2 separate regions of the Homo sapiens genome follow, and region 2 is linked to region 1. The links are chromatin loops, found by intact Hi-C in ENCODE. Cell type or tissue: dorsolateral prefrontal cortex. All regions are shown on one strand. Each heading gives the region's core, and the rest is flanking DNA. Links, peaks and the distances in the headings are about the cores only.

Region 1 (8,271 bases), core at 1,411-6,410:
TTCCCCACTCTGCAACTAGCTGGGCACTTGGTTTACTGTGTCCCTTGGTCAAAATTACGACAAACATTCCAGCCATAGTGAAAAAATAAAAGTGTATTTTACTACATGGAGTCCCTCTCCATCTCATTCACTCTCTACAGTAGACTCCCCTGCAAAACTGCCTGCCTGTCACCGAGACCCAGGCTAGAGACATCCTGCCTCATTCTACTTTTTGCATTAGTCAGCCAAGGTTATTCTGAATGCAATCTTCTCTCCCTCCCCCCAACTCCTTCTCCAATTATACTCCTGCCCTATCAGATAATTCCTCACCCTTCCTCCCCCGCAATGCTCCACAACACATGCAATTTCACTTGCCATTCTAAAAAGCCTATGTACCACAGTCCTCTTCCCGCTGGAAGGCTGTAACCCTGGAGAGGATGTTGAAAAGAAAACACTTTCTTAAGGGGGTAGGCTTTCACCATTGTGACATTACACTGCATCTTATTAAGAGTGGGTGGAATTGTTAAAGAGATAAATGCCTTGTCTTTCAGCATCCCTGATTATTTTAGAAATATCCTTATAGGGCTTTCTAACATTATCCTAATCCTCTATCACACTGCTTAATCATCCAAACCTCTCTTAAGAATTAGTCAGGAAATTCCTATTGTAACGCTTTGAGCAGATATTAGCAGGTATAGACAGGTTACCCTGAATTCCAGAGGACCAAAATTCAGGGAAGACAATGTATATAACTGCTGTAAGAGTAAATATGGACAAGATGAGTCAAAGCAAACTCTTCTTAACCCTAGATACCCAAAGCCATTGGATTCTGGCTCTCTTTAAAAGCCATTGGATTCTGACTATCTTTACTATGTCAGCATAGTTTGTTAAGAAAATGAGATTTGAGGATATTGTCTAACAATCTGGCTTTTTTTTTTTTTTTTGAGACAAGTTTGTTACTTGTGACAATCCCCAGCTTTCAGTAGCACATGAGTTTTTTTGAGTTTTCATAGATGTAAGAAGTTACCCCAAGGAACGGTTCAAATTATTTGTTCAAGTGAAAATGAATATCTGAAATTAAGCACAACCCAAAATGTGATCTATTTCTTTGTCCACTTGGGACTGTCTGGTCTAGCAGCAGTTATAATTTGATTGAGCCTTGACTGCTGCTCCTTTTTCCAAGACAGAATTAGCCAATTCCAATACCCTGTAAGCAGACACAGTCTGAGAAGAGAACAAACAGTTACTTAGTGACTGCCTGGGGGAAAAAAAATACCACTTGGTTCTCTTCACCTCTCCCTCTCTGAAATAATCCACTAAGTTTCTTGCCTATGACAGCTAGAACATGAAACAATCAGATATTAGAGCTACAGCCAATACTCTTTTTCACATTTCACAATGGGTTGTCAGATGCAGCACACAAAAAAATGTCAAATTTGCATAAATATCATAAGCATGTTGTGCCTATTTTCTCATTCTGTTCACTCTTTCTCATTAATTTGAGTGAGACAGTACAAGCTCTACAGACTGTGCGTCTTGTCCCCTGCACCTTTTTCCCCCTTCTGTTCTTGCTCTGTCCCCAGATGGTAAAATCCACCCTCAGGCTCACGTCTAGTGCACACAGGGAAGGGACTAAATCGGGATCTCCTGTGGAGGGGAGGGTTTTTTTTTTTAAGGTAAGAATTTATTTGTCTTATATTTATCTAATTTTATTAGAAGATGATGACTGTGGCATCGTCTACATGTTAGCCCCAGTGTTGAAAAAGAAAAGAAATCTGGACCTCCTGATTCATGGTCCCTTTTACCCCAGGGTGGCCATTTCTCAAGATCTGAGCGCAGCCCATCAGAAGACTTGAAGTGACCACAGACAGGGCAGGTCTTGGTGGAGGCAGGAGAACCGCAAGGATGGTATCTGAGAGGATATGACAAGATCAGGGCACATTGAGAAGACCTAGAAATTCCTCCCCTATTTCCCAAGCAAGTTCTGCTTTGCCTGCCCTCCTCCCCACAACCAACTACTGCGCGCCCCTCCTGGCTGCCACTCTGCTGTCCCTCATCCCATTTTCCCAAAGGAGCACGGGGACATCAGGAATGCGCTCCATCACAGAACCGCGACACACAGCCTCTACATAGCGTCTGAGTTGCAGGCAGGGGTCTCACAATCACCCTATTCTGTACGCAAGAGGCCCTTGGAATAAAGAGGAGGTAAGCTGCCCACGCTCAACCCTTTGCCCTGTCGCGTCCTCTTCCTCCTACGGAAAATAGCTGCGGGTCACTGAGACGCTTTTCAACATAACGCCAGCCCCAGAGCTCAGGTGAGACCTCTAGAGAGAAAGCTCGCAGGTACCTCATCCGCATGCTGTTATTATCTGCCAGCCCACTTATCCAGGAGCTCGGTCCTCAGCGGGCTGCGCGCACCGCGCGGAAGGGCGCATCTTCACCTCGTGGCTCTGGCGGCAGAGACGCGCGGGGCTTGCTCGGGAGCGAGGAGCGAAAAGTTGTGCGCCCACTTGGGTAGGGGGAAAGAGAGCGATCGAGCCAGCGCGGGAGAGCGAAGGGGGAAGGCGGGGAGGGGGCGGGGAGGGGGGACTGCTTACATGAATTTCCAAGTGGTAGACCTGCCTCTGCGCTCTGCCCAATGAGATCCGTCAGGGGAGGCACCCGGCTCACTTTTCCACATCACTTCACAGTTACATTTGGCAGGCAGGCGGGCTCGCACGCCGGAGCGCTCAGCCCAGAATTAGTGGATTTATTTGGAATCTCCCTGCCTCCTCCAAGCTCCGCCGCCGCCGCCGGCTTGTGCATAGACGGTAGCGTCAAGACACCAGCTGCACTTTGGGTTGCGGACACCCAGAGCCCAGCGCGCCCGCCCTGCGTCTCCGCACCAAGCCCTGTAGCTCCGAGAGGCATGAACGGAATCCGGAGGCGCCTGCCTAGCGAGCGAGGACCGGTCGGCGCTTGCCGCCCTCGGGAGCTAACCCCGAGCACCTCCAGCCATTTGTGAACCTGGAGGCTTGACATTCGCCAGCGCAGGGCCCCACAAGAGTAAGTGTTCCCCTAACCCACCCCCGTTTTCCTCTATGTTCCGACTATCCAGAAGGGACCGTTTCTTATAGGAATTCCCATGCCCCTTCGGACACCTTGCGCGCCTCCTGCCCCTCAGATGGTGGATGAGGGTTCTTAGCATAGGCTCTGGGCTAAGCTGTGTCTTTCGCGATATCCGTGGGTGATAACGTACGTACGCCTCAAGGTTTTGCCTGACTGTTTTTGCAAACTGCTTTGACAACAGATCCTAGAGAGTAGCAAGCTCCAGGCTGTGCCCCTCCAGTTTTCCTGCCGGTTTCCTTCCCTGCGGCGACTTGGCTATTTCGCCGCTTCCCAACGCAGGCAGGCGCGGCTGCAGCCGCGCGCCTTCACTGCGGGGTCCGTGCGGTGAATGGGAAGCACCTGCAGCCCGCTGTGCGGAGGGTGCAAGCCAGGGAAAAAAGGAGGCGAGGGGGCCCGAGTGGTCTATGGCTGGTTTTCTGCACCGCCTCATCTCCGAGGCGAGGGAGGGCGACCCCCGCGGCAGGGCTGCGGGCCAAGGCTCAGCTGCGAAAGCCCCAGCGCGAGGCTTTCCCACAAGTGGCAGCTCCAGCTCTGGGAGGTGCGGTGCCCGCTACAAACTTGCCGGGCTCCGGAGTCGCCCTGCGGCTCTGCCCTCGCCAAGACGCTGCCCAGCACCCCTGCAGGACCCCCAGGCAGTGTCTCCCCGCAACTCGAGATTGCGTGCACGGAGGCCCCCTTAAGCCGGGGACTCCGTAGCCGCTCTCCTAGGGACAGCTGAGCCCAGACCTGCGCTTTCTGTGGTCTGGCCGCTTCTCATCCGGGAACCTTTGAGGGGCTGGTCGCGCCCCTCGCAGGATCGGAGGGAAAAAGGCTCTTGCCTAGGTTCTGCCAGTACGTAAGAGGTTCATAAGGGACCTACTCCGGTTCTCCCAGGATCCAGCCAAGGCTGGGAAACGGTAAAAAAACGTGCTGCCGCCAACGCTGATGCCAACAGGTATCCACAATTTCCTCCGCTTATTCCTCCCAAACACCAGAGCCTTCCCCCACCCAGTCTGGCAGAATCCTCAAAGTTTCCTTGCGGTTGACCCTTCCCCCGCAGGCACGGAGCCGGCGGCATGTCAAGGACTAGCCGTTTGCCTCCACCAGCGGAGATGGCAGCTGTTTGCTTGGGTTGCTAAATGTAAGAAATCAAACCACATTAATTGTTTATTGTTGCAAACGCACAATATTAGTCCGTAATGGAAAATCGGGCTGGCAGCTGCTCACTTCAGCACCAATTAAACGATAGAGCTTATCACCAAGACAGCGGGAGGGAGGAAAGGTCCTTTCAACTTTACCACCCTTTCCTGAAGATTCCACAAGAGTTTCCTCCTTAGGAGGCATGATTCGACAATCCCTTAGCGCGCCCGAGCTGCTAATCAGATCAGCTGCTTTCTTTCACCTGGCGTCATGATATCTGGGGGCTGACAATGGGAACGAGGGGACGCTAGGGAAGGTAAGCGAGAGTACTGTCCTCTCGCATCCGGTACCATCGCAAAGCAGATCCGAGGGATGGGGGCTGGCTTTTGAAGCGCCTGTTCTCTTTACAACACTCCTGACAGCCATCTCAATGGTTAAAAACCCTCCTTGGGCTGTCACCTCAGGCTTTATTATAGGAGCTTTTCAACTGGAAAACTATATGTGGGAAAGATGTTTATGTAAGATTCGAAAGTGGGATTTTCCATCCATTCAGCCTCGCTGCTGCACCTCACTGCATGCAAAGTGAGCCCTGTCGTTCATGCTAAATACCAGTAAAATCCCTGCCTAGATATTGCTTTGCATCAGCTGTGTCCAGTGTTGCAGGGATTTCTTCGTGTGCGTGTGTGTGTGTGTGTGTGTGTGTGTTTGAGAGAGAGATATATATATGAGGTGGGGGCTGGGAGTGGGATTCTTCTACAGAGAGAAGTGGTACCTTTGAAGGATGTTCTCTTAGGGTTACATTCTTTTTCCCTTAAAGGGAGTTCTCCATAATCATCATGTCCAGACATGTTTTTCCACTTCCCCGAGCTCTGTGGCTGGAATAAATTCTAGAGCTATCCCCCTTATTAAATAATAATTCTGATAATAATATTCTGTAATTCTGCTTTAGCAGATTTGAAGCTCGCTGTCACATAGTCATTTCATGCTGGAGCAGTCACAGTATTTTAAATCGCCTTTGATTTTTTTTTTTCTGGACTCTGAAGAAGGCGAGGAGTTGAGGAAAATCCCTCTGAAAACAGAGAGGGGAGTCTTTCCAGCAACTCCGGGGACTGCTTCATTCAGAGCCCTTCCGTGGCAGTTCACCTTCCTCATTCTGATCCCCACACTCCCCAAGTGAATGTCAAGTTATCCCCTGACCATCGCAAATAGGCCAAATGTTTTAGAGACACTGGCTAATGTGCTCTGAAACTTGTGCTGTAATGCTGTCATTCAAACTTTTTAATCTATTCTCCCTGCAAATTGGTTCTTACATTACTAATTATTATTACTGTTAGAAATCAGTGCTTCTGCTTTATCATTTACAGTCTCTTAAAGCCTTCAAGATGGGTAAATCTCTACATTCAAGACTCTGTAACATTTCTTGGCTGCATTTCTGGTGTGTAGGATGCATTTCTTGAGTTCTTGAAGCTGCATGAATTTAGCTAAAAGAACAGAAAATTTGATAGCAGTCTTCACTAGAATAGCAGTTCCATTTGCCTGCTGTAGACATGTCAACTCTGAAGGGAAGGAATTCCTTACACTGGAAAACAACTTTATTTGGGTATTATGTAGAACTGTGGTCAACACAGTATTCATTTATAGCAATCCCTCAATTAGCACTGAACACAATTTAAGTAGCCAATGGCAGCATGATCGATGTAAAACAAAACAAACAAACAGCCCAGGAATGCTCAGCTGGATGGAGAAGACCACTTGAGAAGGCATTTGTAAAGACTGATGTGAATGTACTCAAAGGTCTGATACTGCTTGTTAGTCAGGAGGAACAGATTGTTGGAACAAAGCACAGAAACTCCAAAGAATGAGAATATAATGATTCTATTCAAGAAATTGTACCTCTGGGCTTTGCTTTCCAGGTTCCTTTCATTGTTTATTGGTGGGGAAAAAGAACATGCACATATTAAAAAGTTCAAACCCACACTTCAACAGCTGTTCAGAAAACGTCATCAATGTAGGTAAATTAATGCTTTAAAGAAAAAAATGACAATCTTTGTTATTTTTCTACTCAAGGTGGCACACCTCACGGCTTTATCAACATTCCAATTTGAGCAGATTTTCCATGCAAAACCAAAGGCTTTCAAGGGGTAAAGTGACATTCAATTCGTATTTCCAACCACACTTTTCTGGTCCATCCGCAAACTTTTGTGTCTGGCAAATCAAGGGACAAGCATAATCGGAGAAGCCTTTCTATTAGAGGTGCAATTTAAGGTCCGAAGACTTCTTTTTGAAAATATTCTGCTCAGTGGTGCTGCTGAAACTGGTTTCAGTCATTTTATATTTGTTACAAAGTTATTCAGTGTAGCTGGTGGAGAAAAACAATTTTCTTTTTGTTTTCAGCGCTATTGGCATTCACAGAGGAAATGGTCTAACTTTGCTTTTTAATTAAGAAAAACGTCCTAACTTTGGTGTGTTATACACTTCTCAGGGTGGGAGGGTGTAGATAAACCAATGATAATTCTTGTTGCTCTGTATTATGTACACACACACACGCACGCAAATAACACACACACATATACACAGCATGCTTCTTGAAAATGTGCCCAGATAACGAACTCATTTATTGGCTCAAGTCTGAGATTTTTATCATGTTCCCTTTGCCATTTCATCTGCCTTAGATTATTTGATTTGCCTTTCTGGCTACTCTGATTTGTATATTGATCAGTCTTTCAAAAAATGTTATCTGTGGCGCTGGGAATTCCCCTCCAGTATCTAATACACGTATGTTTATGAAATAGAACAATTTTTTGATGGACAAAGGCCATCATCCGATTTAGCAGGGCTTAATTAACCAAAGGGCTATTAGTGCTTTCTCAATTCATTCTTACAGAAAATTGTGATGCGAATCTATTTCTGCTGAACTGTTTGTTCCTGTCTCTGGAAGCTGCTTTAGATGTAACCATGAAGAGAAAATTAGTTGAACCTGGCAACTTCAAAAGGTCAGAAAAGAAATAAGTTCAAGGGATGCCATTTAGCTGCTTCTACCATATGTTGCCGCTAACTAAATCTCTGTTGCTTCATGGCAAAGCACCGGGGCCAATACTGTTTCTTTTTCTTATCAAGTTTTAAGCTTTATTTCCTGGGTTTTAAATGTCATGTGCTATTTCCTATCATAAACAATATCCATCCTCTTGCTTGGATGTCTTGTGTGTGTGTGTGTGTGTGTTTGTGGGTGTGTGTGTTTAAGTTCTCTTAGTAGGTAGAAGTATATAGATGTGATTTTCTGTATCTCTTTGGAAAGTATCATAAATGAATACCATTTATATTTGGAACCTTCAAACAGTTTTCTTTCTCTGCCTCCACTGCCAAAGACAATTGCAAATGCTAGAACGATGGATGGTTCAGGGCTAAGCACAGAGTTAGTGCTCAGTAAATATTTATTTTATGCGATAAGAAATTAGCAAAGACCCTGCACCCTACACTAGCATATTTTCATTAAAAGAAAGAGATACAATCATATCCAAAGTTCAATATTTTGACTTATCTACCACAATTTTCTCTGCAGAAATTTCATAAGTCCTCCTAAGTCTATTTTTAGTCACAGCTTTTCTCATTTTTTCAAATCAATCTTACTCATGTTCCACAAAGCATATTTTTGTTCTCTCACAATCATCTTTTAAATGATATGGGAATATAAAAAATGACATAATTCAGCTTTGTAAAAATGAGAATGCCTCCAAGACTAGACTTGCATCAAAGAATGCTATTAAACTATATTTGATGCAAAGTTATATTTTATTGGCAAAAAAATGCACTAATTGTGGAGTTGCTGCATGGGTGACTCAATGTCTGTACATTGTTGAGAATGTATAAAAAATAATTAAGGATTAATTTACTTCCTCTCTCCTTCCTGCCCTCCTTCTTTTTCTTTCATATATTTTTGTATTTGAATTGAACAGTTCACCTTACCCTCATGTGAATTGCAACTATGGGTGTTTTCAAAGACAATTCCATACTCTTCTGTATTAATCAGCAGGATACCTGGCCCTCACATATAGACACAGGGAAAAA
Region 2 (8,271 bases), core at 2,063-7,062, 89 kb after region 1:
ACATCCGGTAAATAGAGTAAAATCTAGTACCTACCAGCAATATTTCCCTGAAGTTGTCTTTCTTATGAAGAGCTGCTTCTCAGCTAAAAATATCCTACTCTCTGTCTTATCTCTTGCACCTTCTCTCAACAGAGAAGTCAGAGAGGAAGAAAAAAAAATTCATTTGAGATCAAAAAGGCTTGCCTTCTGTATTACAACCTGTATCACTTACCAGGGAGTATATTGTGTTCATCCTTTATAGACAGAAAGTGCTTTATCGATAATTTTGCTGTACAACCTCATTTGTAGGTCCCTGACTGTCTTGATTTCAGGATTATTCAGGCTATATATGCTGCAAGAAGCCAGGGAATAGCAACTGCCAGTGTGATGCAGTGGTTCATGAAGCTTAGGATTTTTTTTTTTTTTTAAGACAGGGTCTTGCTCTGCCACCCAGGCTGAATTGCAGTGGCAGGATCATGGCTCATTGCAGCCTCAACCACCCATGTTTAAGCAATCTTCCTACCTCAGCCCCCTGAGAGTTGGGACTACAGGCATGCACCACAATGCCTGGCTAATTTTTGTATTATTATTATTTAGTAGAGATGGGGTTTTGCCATGTTGCCCAGGTTGGTCTCGAACTCCTGGGATCAAGTGATCTGCCGCCTTGGCTTCCCAAAGTGCTGGGATTGCAGATGTGAGTCCCCATGTCCAGCCAAAATGTCTTAACTGTAACATTTTCCCAAGCATATCCTATAAGGTATTAATAGATGTCATGTTGTGTCCAGAGTTGGTTCCTTCCAGTGGGTTCTCGGTCTTGTTGACTTCAAGAATGAAGCTGCAGACCTTGGCGGAGTGTTACAGCTTTTAAAGGTGGTGTGGACCCAAAGAGTGAGCAGCAGCAAGATTTATTGTGAAGAGTGAAAGAACAAAGCTTCCACAGTGTGGAAGGGGACCCAAGCAGGTTGCTGCTGCTGGCTGGGGTGGCCAGCTTTTATTCTCTTATTTGTCCCCACCCACTTCCTGCTGATTGGTCCACTTTACAGAGTGCTGATTGGTCCATTTTACAGAGTGCTGATTGGTGCATTTACAATCCTTTAGCTAGCACAGAGTGCTGATTGGTGCATTTACAATCCTCTAGCTAGACAGAAAAGTTCTCCAAGTCCCCACTCCACCCAGGAAGTCCAGCTGCCTTCTACGCTCCCAACTCCAAAGAGTCAGGGGTTGTTAGAGAGTCCTTTCCCAGAAAGCCTGATACCCATGTCTTTAGTCTGGCGGCTGCGACAATGTGAAACAGAGATTCTCAATATCAACTACAAGACTCATGAGTTATTTAAATTGTAATATGTTTCTTCATTGCAAGAGTAATCAGAACTTTTTAAATTCTGACCTCTACTGTGTATCTCCAATTTAGAGATGTGAGATAAGATACACACGGTAGGTACTGTTTACAAAAATGCATTTAAACACTTTTGATATGTAAGATTACTTTTGAACATGTTCATTCTCTTCTCCACTTTCACCTCCATGGGATTAGTATACTTGTGTGACCCACTGATGTCGGGATGGGTTATGCGATTCGAAAGAAGAGTTTTACAGATTACTTTCTATTTTTGTCAAAAATATTAAGAATAAAAATTTTAAAAAGGAAGATTTCTTAAAAAGACACTGTTCCAACAATTAGAATATACTCTCGTCTTTAGCATTTTCTTGAGCGGGCTTAAAGCTACGGATTTAACATCTATTGTTGGGCTATTGTTTCTTTCAACAATGACTCCCTGGGTTTGTATTTGTAAAGAAGGTGTTGGGACTCTTCAACTGTCTGCTCTTCTCTGTTTTTCCTTGTTAAGTTCTTATCTCTTAAGCAAATATAGGCTTCACAGTTAACCTTTGAGTAGGGAAGCTCCCAGAGATGCACATTGCCTATGAATTTAGATAACCTTTGGGGGACAGCATATTTTCCACTTGGAGCCCTCATTGTATTCTGGTTACATATTGAAAGATATTTGGTGAATAATGAATGAGTAGTGTGTCTACTATTGGGGAGGCACTGTTCTAGATGATGTTAGATTTTGGCTGTGTTCTCAACTTCTTCCAACTTCATGATATATTTTTTAAAATATACCCGACAATGATTAGATCAGAACGAGCAGAGAAGCAGGAGATCAGAAATCCTCAGAAGCTAATTCTTATAGGCAGTTTTAAGTTAATGCTTTCATACATATTTTAATATCTGTCTCTTCCATTATGTTATTTTTTACAGAATCAGCTCCCTCCAAACACCTTCTTAGTTTTTCCCCAAATTTAGGGTCATACGTTTGTATGATTGATTGATTTTTGTGTGGTTTTCTCATTATTGTGCCAGTATCAAATGTGAGGCTCTTGGGTATTGGATAACTAGTCCAGGACAGAAATAGGGTCAGGGAAGATTTAATGGAGACTGTGAATGGCACGTTACTGGAAGACCTGTGCTCTTGACCACAGAGTTTGCCTGACTATCTCACTGTATGGATAAAAATTCCATCAGCTGAGCATGCCCTTGGGTTATTTTCATTTTCTCGAGCCATCCCTTATTTGAGAACAGAGCCCTAATAGCTCTGTAAGTTGACCAATAACAATTCAGTGTTGACATTTAAATATATATTAAAACCATTTAACATTTATTTTAATCTTAGACATAACTTGTAATACTCTAGAATAATGAATGAAGCTTTTTAAAGAATGAGTTAAAACAAACATGTAGAACAAGAAAAAAATCACATTCATATATTAAGTCTGAAAAGGAATGTGTTATTTCATTTAGAGGAAAAAATGTTTTTTACTTTCCCTCAGATTTACACTGTCTGAAACAAATTCTGCTCTATTTTACTTTCCACAGACTCACATATATAGGGGGAGAAAATTCAACCTAGAATGAGAACTCCTTGAAGGCAGGGACCATGTATTATTCATCATTCCTGTGTGTAACTTCTCTGGCAAATGATAGGAATGCAATACAGGTTTGATGAATCCATGTGACTGAAAAGAAGTTTAATCTATCCCTGAATGGTATAGGTACAAAAATATGTGCTTGGGGAATGTTCAACATTTTCTTTGACACATTTAATATAATTTTTAATTCAAACTGTTTTCATATAAAAATATTTTATTGCCTTGCAGAAAAATCATATTTGCCTCATGTCTTTGTAGTCATTGCAATAATAGTCATACTCAATCTTAAGTCAAATATACTTCAATTTAGAAATAATATTCATGTATAGAATTAAATAATGGGGTGAAGTTGTTTTGGTACTGTTTGTGACACTGTTTTTTGATCAGTCTTGAAATTCTTGGGCTTAGGAAGCAGAGATGTTTCAAACTCCTTATACTGACATCTACCTGGTAAATAGGAGAGTTGAACATTTACACAGGAAACAGATAACAGTTTTGCCAATCTTAGTTACCACACAGTTTGATTCTGTGTTCTACATGGAACATCAATCATTTCTCTTCTGCTCTATAAATTCTGCACCTAAGATTGTTCTGCATCACCCAAGAGAAGAAGAGAAGTATTGCTATTCAGTTTAGGAATTATTTATTAGGAGTCCAAATTGTGCAGAATAGAATCAACAGATAGCTTGATAGGCAGTGTCTACTTGGGCAAGTTGCTTTGTGGCATTGACCTTCAGAGTAACCCTGTTTCACCTAAATTGCATCTGTTTTCAGGATCAAGAGGGTTAATGTATGTGAGGGGAAAAGATGGAAGAAAACTTGTGTATTGAACATTTACTATGTACCAAAGCTGTGACCTATCAAACGCCAGTTTCCTAACCTATTAAATAAGCATGATTCTATTGCCTACCTCAAAGGAGAAAGTAAAAGCTTGAGCAAGCATCAACTGTTGAAGCTGGAACTCAAGTCCTATTGTGCCTGGCTCTGAAATTTATCTCCTTTAATTTTCCCTAAATTGCTTCTCCAAGAATACTTTACATCTAGGTGTAAAAACTAATGCTTTCTTTAGAATTCTGTTAGGCACCATGAAAGACACACAATCTTCAATTCTTGTGAGTTCCACTGTTTCTTGAAGACATAGTTTTTGCTTTACAGAAATAGAAAAGAGTTCCCAGTCTTGCTCAAACTTCCTGTGGGGTCTTTGACTATACAATTTTCTGAAGGATCTTAGGCCAGAAAAAGCAAAAGAACCACTAGAGGACACCTGGTGGTCTTCTCCAAAACAGCAGGGTAGATCTTTGGCCATGAGTGTGTTTCAGAGGTCCTCTGTGTGTGTGTGCATGCACATGTGTGTATGTTTTCCTGTGTGCAAGTGGGATATTAGGAGTGGGCAGGAGGCAGTAGAAACTTCAGAACAGGAAGGTGAACTCAAATTTTTGAGAATCCTTTGACAGATAGCAGTTTTGAAGATGCCAAAATCCATTCTGCCTGTGACTCATTAAAATAAAGAGAAATCACAAAGCATCCTTTGATTCAGCCACGTTTCTTTTCACATTTTACAGCCATTCATTCTACAGCCTTCCAAAGGATTTAGAAGAAAAATCGGAGGAAATAGTGAAAGAAACAAAACAAAACAAAAAAATCACGGTGCCTGAGAAAGCTGTTAGAAAGCCTAGTTCCCTGTAAACAGCTTGCCCCACTACCTTTTAGCAACATATTTCTCTTGATTCACACCAGCTGGTCGTTTCTAATTTCTCCTCAGTGTCTTGAAATAGCTATTTTCCTTGAAGCTAATCCCTCAGCCTTTGCTGATGACTCCCTGGGTTTGGATTTCCTAAAGAAGGTGTTAGCACTCCTCAACCGTCTGCTCTTCTCTGTTCTTCCTTGTCAAGTTCTTAACTCTTAAGCAAACTTAGACTTTGCAGCTAACCTTTGAGTAGGGATGCTCCCAGAGATCCACATTGCCTATGAGTTCAGGTAACCTTTGAGGGTAAGAAAGATGACATATCGGAGTGGATAAACTTGAATCTTTTTTTTTTTTTTTTTTTTAATCATGCATCTAGGCACAAAACGAAATTGGCCTTTTGGCAGGACTGATTGAGGCTTGAGTATCCTGCCAGCTACCATGTGTCTCTCTGAGCAGTAATAACCGTTTTTTAAGAAGCAGCTGACTTTGTGATCATTCCGATGCAAATTCTATTAACAAAGATAGAGTGCATTTCTCATTTACCATTGCATTTAATCTTCACAATGACCCTGTTGTATGGATAATCTCACGTCTTCTTTAGAAACAATTTTTAAAAGTCTCCAAAAGTTTAAGAATTTGCTAACATCACAGAGTTCTTAAGAATGAAACCTCAATTCAAACTCAGGAGTGTCAGACTCAAAAGCCAAATGTTCTCCTCACTAAAGTGCTGATGGTAAGGCCCTGACTATAATGGGCAACAATACTGGATCTTCCATTGCAGTAAATGTGATGAACTTGAGTTTTCTTTGAACCTGCTGTCTTAGATTTGGGCCATTTTTTTTTCTTTCCTTTATCATTGATAGGAATTTAATTTTATATCTATACCTATATCTATGCACTTTTTACTTTAATTTCTGTTTTTGCATTATTGACAGACATCCTTGAACTTGAGAAGCCTTGTTTAAAAAAATGAGAAAACCAGAACCATGCCTGTTGCATTGGTCTTATTTATTTATTTATTTTGGAGATAGGGTCTAACTATGCAGCACAGACTGGTGTGAAAATCCTGGCCTCAAGTAATTCTTCTGCCTCCAGCTCTTAAAGTGCTGGCATTACAGGCATGAGCCACCACACCCCGCCTGCTCCTATTTATTGTGCATTTGTTGATATTAATATCTCTCAAAATGTAAGTGATTTACACTGATTTAATATGTTTAATTCTCATAAAAACCTAATAAGTTAGCTGCCAAAATTATTCCTGATTTTAAAAGAAGAGGTGAAAGCTTAAATAATTTGAAACAGGTGATTCAGCTAATAATCAATACAGGCAATATTGAAACAACTAAACTGTGTATCTAACAGGCAATGCCACCTCCCCCAGCAGTATTTAGAAGGGAACAACTGAGAACCCTTAGAGGTATATTTTTTCTGTTAAACGTATCTGAATTCAAAGCAGCAACAATTACAAATTCTCAGACAATCAACATCCAGACTCTTTAATTTGGCTCCTGTCTATCCCTTTAACTCATTTCCTGTCACTTTGTGCTTCTCAACTGAGTGTTGCAAAATTCACGGGGCACTCATGTGCCAAGAACTGTGACGTTACATATTTTATACCTATTATTGTCTCATTCCAGCCTCACAATGCCCCTCTGAGGTAATGAACAATGCTCTCCAAGCCTCCATGGTTCTCCTCTGTAGAAGGAAATAATAAGTAGCTTGCCCAAAAGACACACAACTCCTATTCAGGGAAGCTGGAATGCAAACCCAGTCTAAAAGGATCCAGTTATTACCATTAAGCTATGCTGTTGATGTGCTTTATCTACTTCTGTCTACTTGAGAGTTTTCTTCCACTGGCTTTGGTAAATTGATTCCCTTCTTTTGTTGACACTATGCCTCATTCTGTTTTTCTCAGTTCTCACCTAACTCTTCTGTTGCTTTGAGAATCTTCCAAAGATGCCTTCTCTGTGTTATTCAGCCTCTGAGCTCTATAATACCTTCCTATAATATTATTTCACTTTTCATGTTGTAGTATTAATTTTGTATTTATTGTTCTACTATCTGCATTAGATCAAGGGATCTGAGAAAGGGACTCTGTCTCACTTATATTTTCCAAAGTTAACACAGTACATGGAAAATAGAATACATATTTATTCAAAAAACATATAAAATGCCTTGTGTGTCTGAATAAACCCAGTTCTTATGTAGACATGGTAAGGGATTATTTGGTATTCATGTGAGCAGTTAGGTTTTGTGTCAGAGTAGAATGACCACTCTATCAAAAGCTCCATACTATTTTGACATGAAATTGATCTGCAAACACCTATCCAGAATCCCAAACTAATCTAAAGAAGGACAGAATATATCCCCTGAATTTTATCTTTCTCATGTGTTTAGAATCTAGCTGATGAAAATTCATTTTACTACCACCTTGTTTGTTTACATTCGTTTGTTCTCTCATTCAGCAATCTACCACGCAACACGTAATGTTAGTGAGCCACTCTTCTAGGTGCTGAAATAGCCACTCTTCTAGGTGCTGAAATACAGACGAATCCAGATAAGGCCTCTACTTTCATGAAGTTTATATTCTAGTGTCTCAGGTTGGAGAATAAGGAAATACAGAAGATGAAACAGAGTGATATAATGCAGAATGACTGGATGATTAGTTTGGGATTTCTGGAAAATATTTTCTGTATTGGTGTTTTTCTTTTTTTGTTTTGGTTTGATTTTGTCTTTTTGAAACAAGGTCTCACTCTTTTGTCCAGGCAAGATGGTGCAGTGGCAGCATCTCAGCTCACTGCAACCTCTGCCTCCCGGACTCAAGCGATCTTCCCACCTAAGCTTCTCAAATAGCTGGGACTACAGGCATGGACCACTTTTTTGTATATTTTGTAGAGGTGCGGTTTTGCCGTGTTGTCCAGGCTGGTGTTGAATTCCTGGGCTCAAGTGAGCCTCACACCTCAGCCTCCCAAAGTGCTGGGATTACAGGTGTGTGTCACCATGCCCAGCTGGAACTGGTGTTTTTCAAAGCTACCCTGTGCATGACTAGAAGTAACCAACTATGGAAAGAAAAGGGGGAGTAATGAAAATGTCTTTAACAAGGAACAAGGTGAACTTGTTAGAGGAACAGAAAGAAATCCAGGTGGTTGGTGAGTTGTGAGCTAGCAGTAGAGTGGTATGAGATGAAGTTGGAGTGTAAGATCAAGGTCAGGTAACATAGGTCACTATGTGAATCAAGATAATGAGCTTAGCCCGTTTCCTCTCCTCTCCTCTTTTTGTTTTGTTTTGTTTTGTTTTAGAGGCAGTCTCACTCTGTAACCTGTAGCCCAGGCTGGAGTGCAGATGTAGGATTACAGCTCACTGTAACCTGCAACTCTTAGGCTCAAGCAATTCTCCCATCTCAGCCTTCTGAGCAGCTAGGACTACAGGTGTACCTCACCACACCCAGCTAATTTTTTATTTTTATTTTTGTAAAGGTGAGGTCTCATGACATTGCCCAGGCTGGTATCAAACTCCTGGGCAGAAGTGATCCTTTCACCTTGATCTCCCAAGTACTGGGATTACAGGTGTGAGCCACTGTGCCCATTCCTTAGTCTGTTTTCTAAATGTGATGGGTGGGTACTGAAGAGTTTTAAACTGAGGGCAACAGCATGATTCTTTAAAAAAAATCAAAATGA

What was found. Peaks named below come from ENCODE experiments on the same cell type or tissue, not always from the same donor. Only the 100,000 strongest peaks of a DNase experiment are listed, where the experiment ranks them.
Region 2: it touches region 1 in a loop (4-fold over the local background); 11 of 110 quality-filtered maps call a loop at or near these places.

The regions. Positions count from the first base shown.
Region 1 is chr16:62,030,833-62,039,103 of GRCh38, reverse strand. It overlaps CDH8 (cadherin 8), which reads left to right and starts at 2,666. Exons shown (of 12, transcript NM_001796.5): 1 at 2,666-3,024. LOC124903777 (a long non-coding RNA gene) reads right to left here and starts at 2,514. Exons shown (of 2, transcript XR_007065217.1): 1 at 2,327-2,514; 2 at 1,671-1,891. RefSeq lists an enhancer at 4,364-4,865. In dorsolateral prefrontal cortex, for the core only: no CTCF peak of the experiment used is centred there; DNase peaks (open chromatin) are centred at 2,673, 3,662, 4,623, 4,788 and 1 weaker place; H3K4me3 peaks cover 5,000 bases; H3K27ac peaks cover 4,885 bases; H3K27me3 peaks cover 2,083 bases.
Region 2 is chr16:61,942,123-61,950,393 of GRCh38, reverse strand. The region is part of intron 2 of CDH8 (cadherin 8); the gene reads left to right. Among named protein-coding and RNA genes, the nearest start is that of CDH8-AS1, 28 kb to the right of the region's middle. In dorsolateral prefrontal cortex, for the core only: a CTCF peak has its summit at 4,144 (motif pointing right); no DNase peak of the experiment used is centred there; H3K4me3 peaks cover 727 bases; H3K27ac peaks cover 357 bases.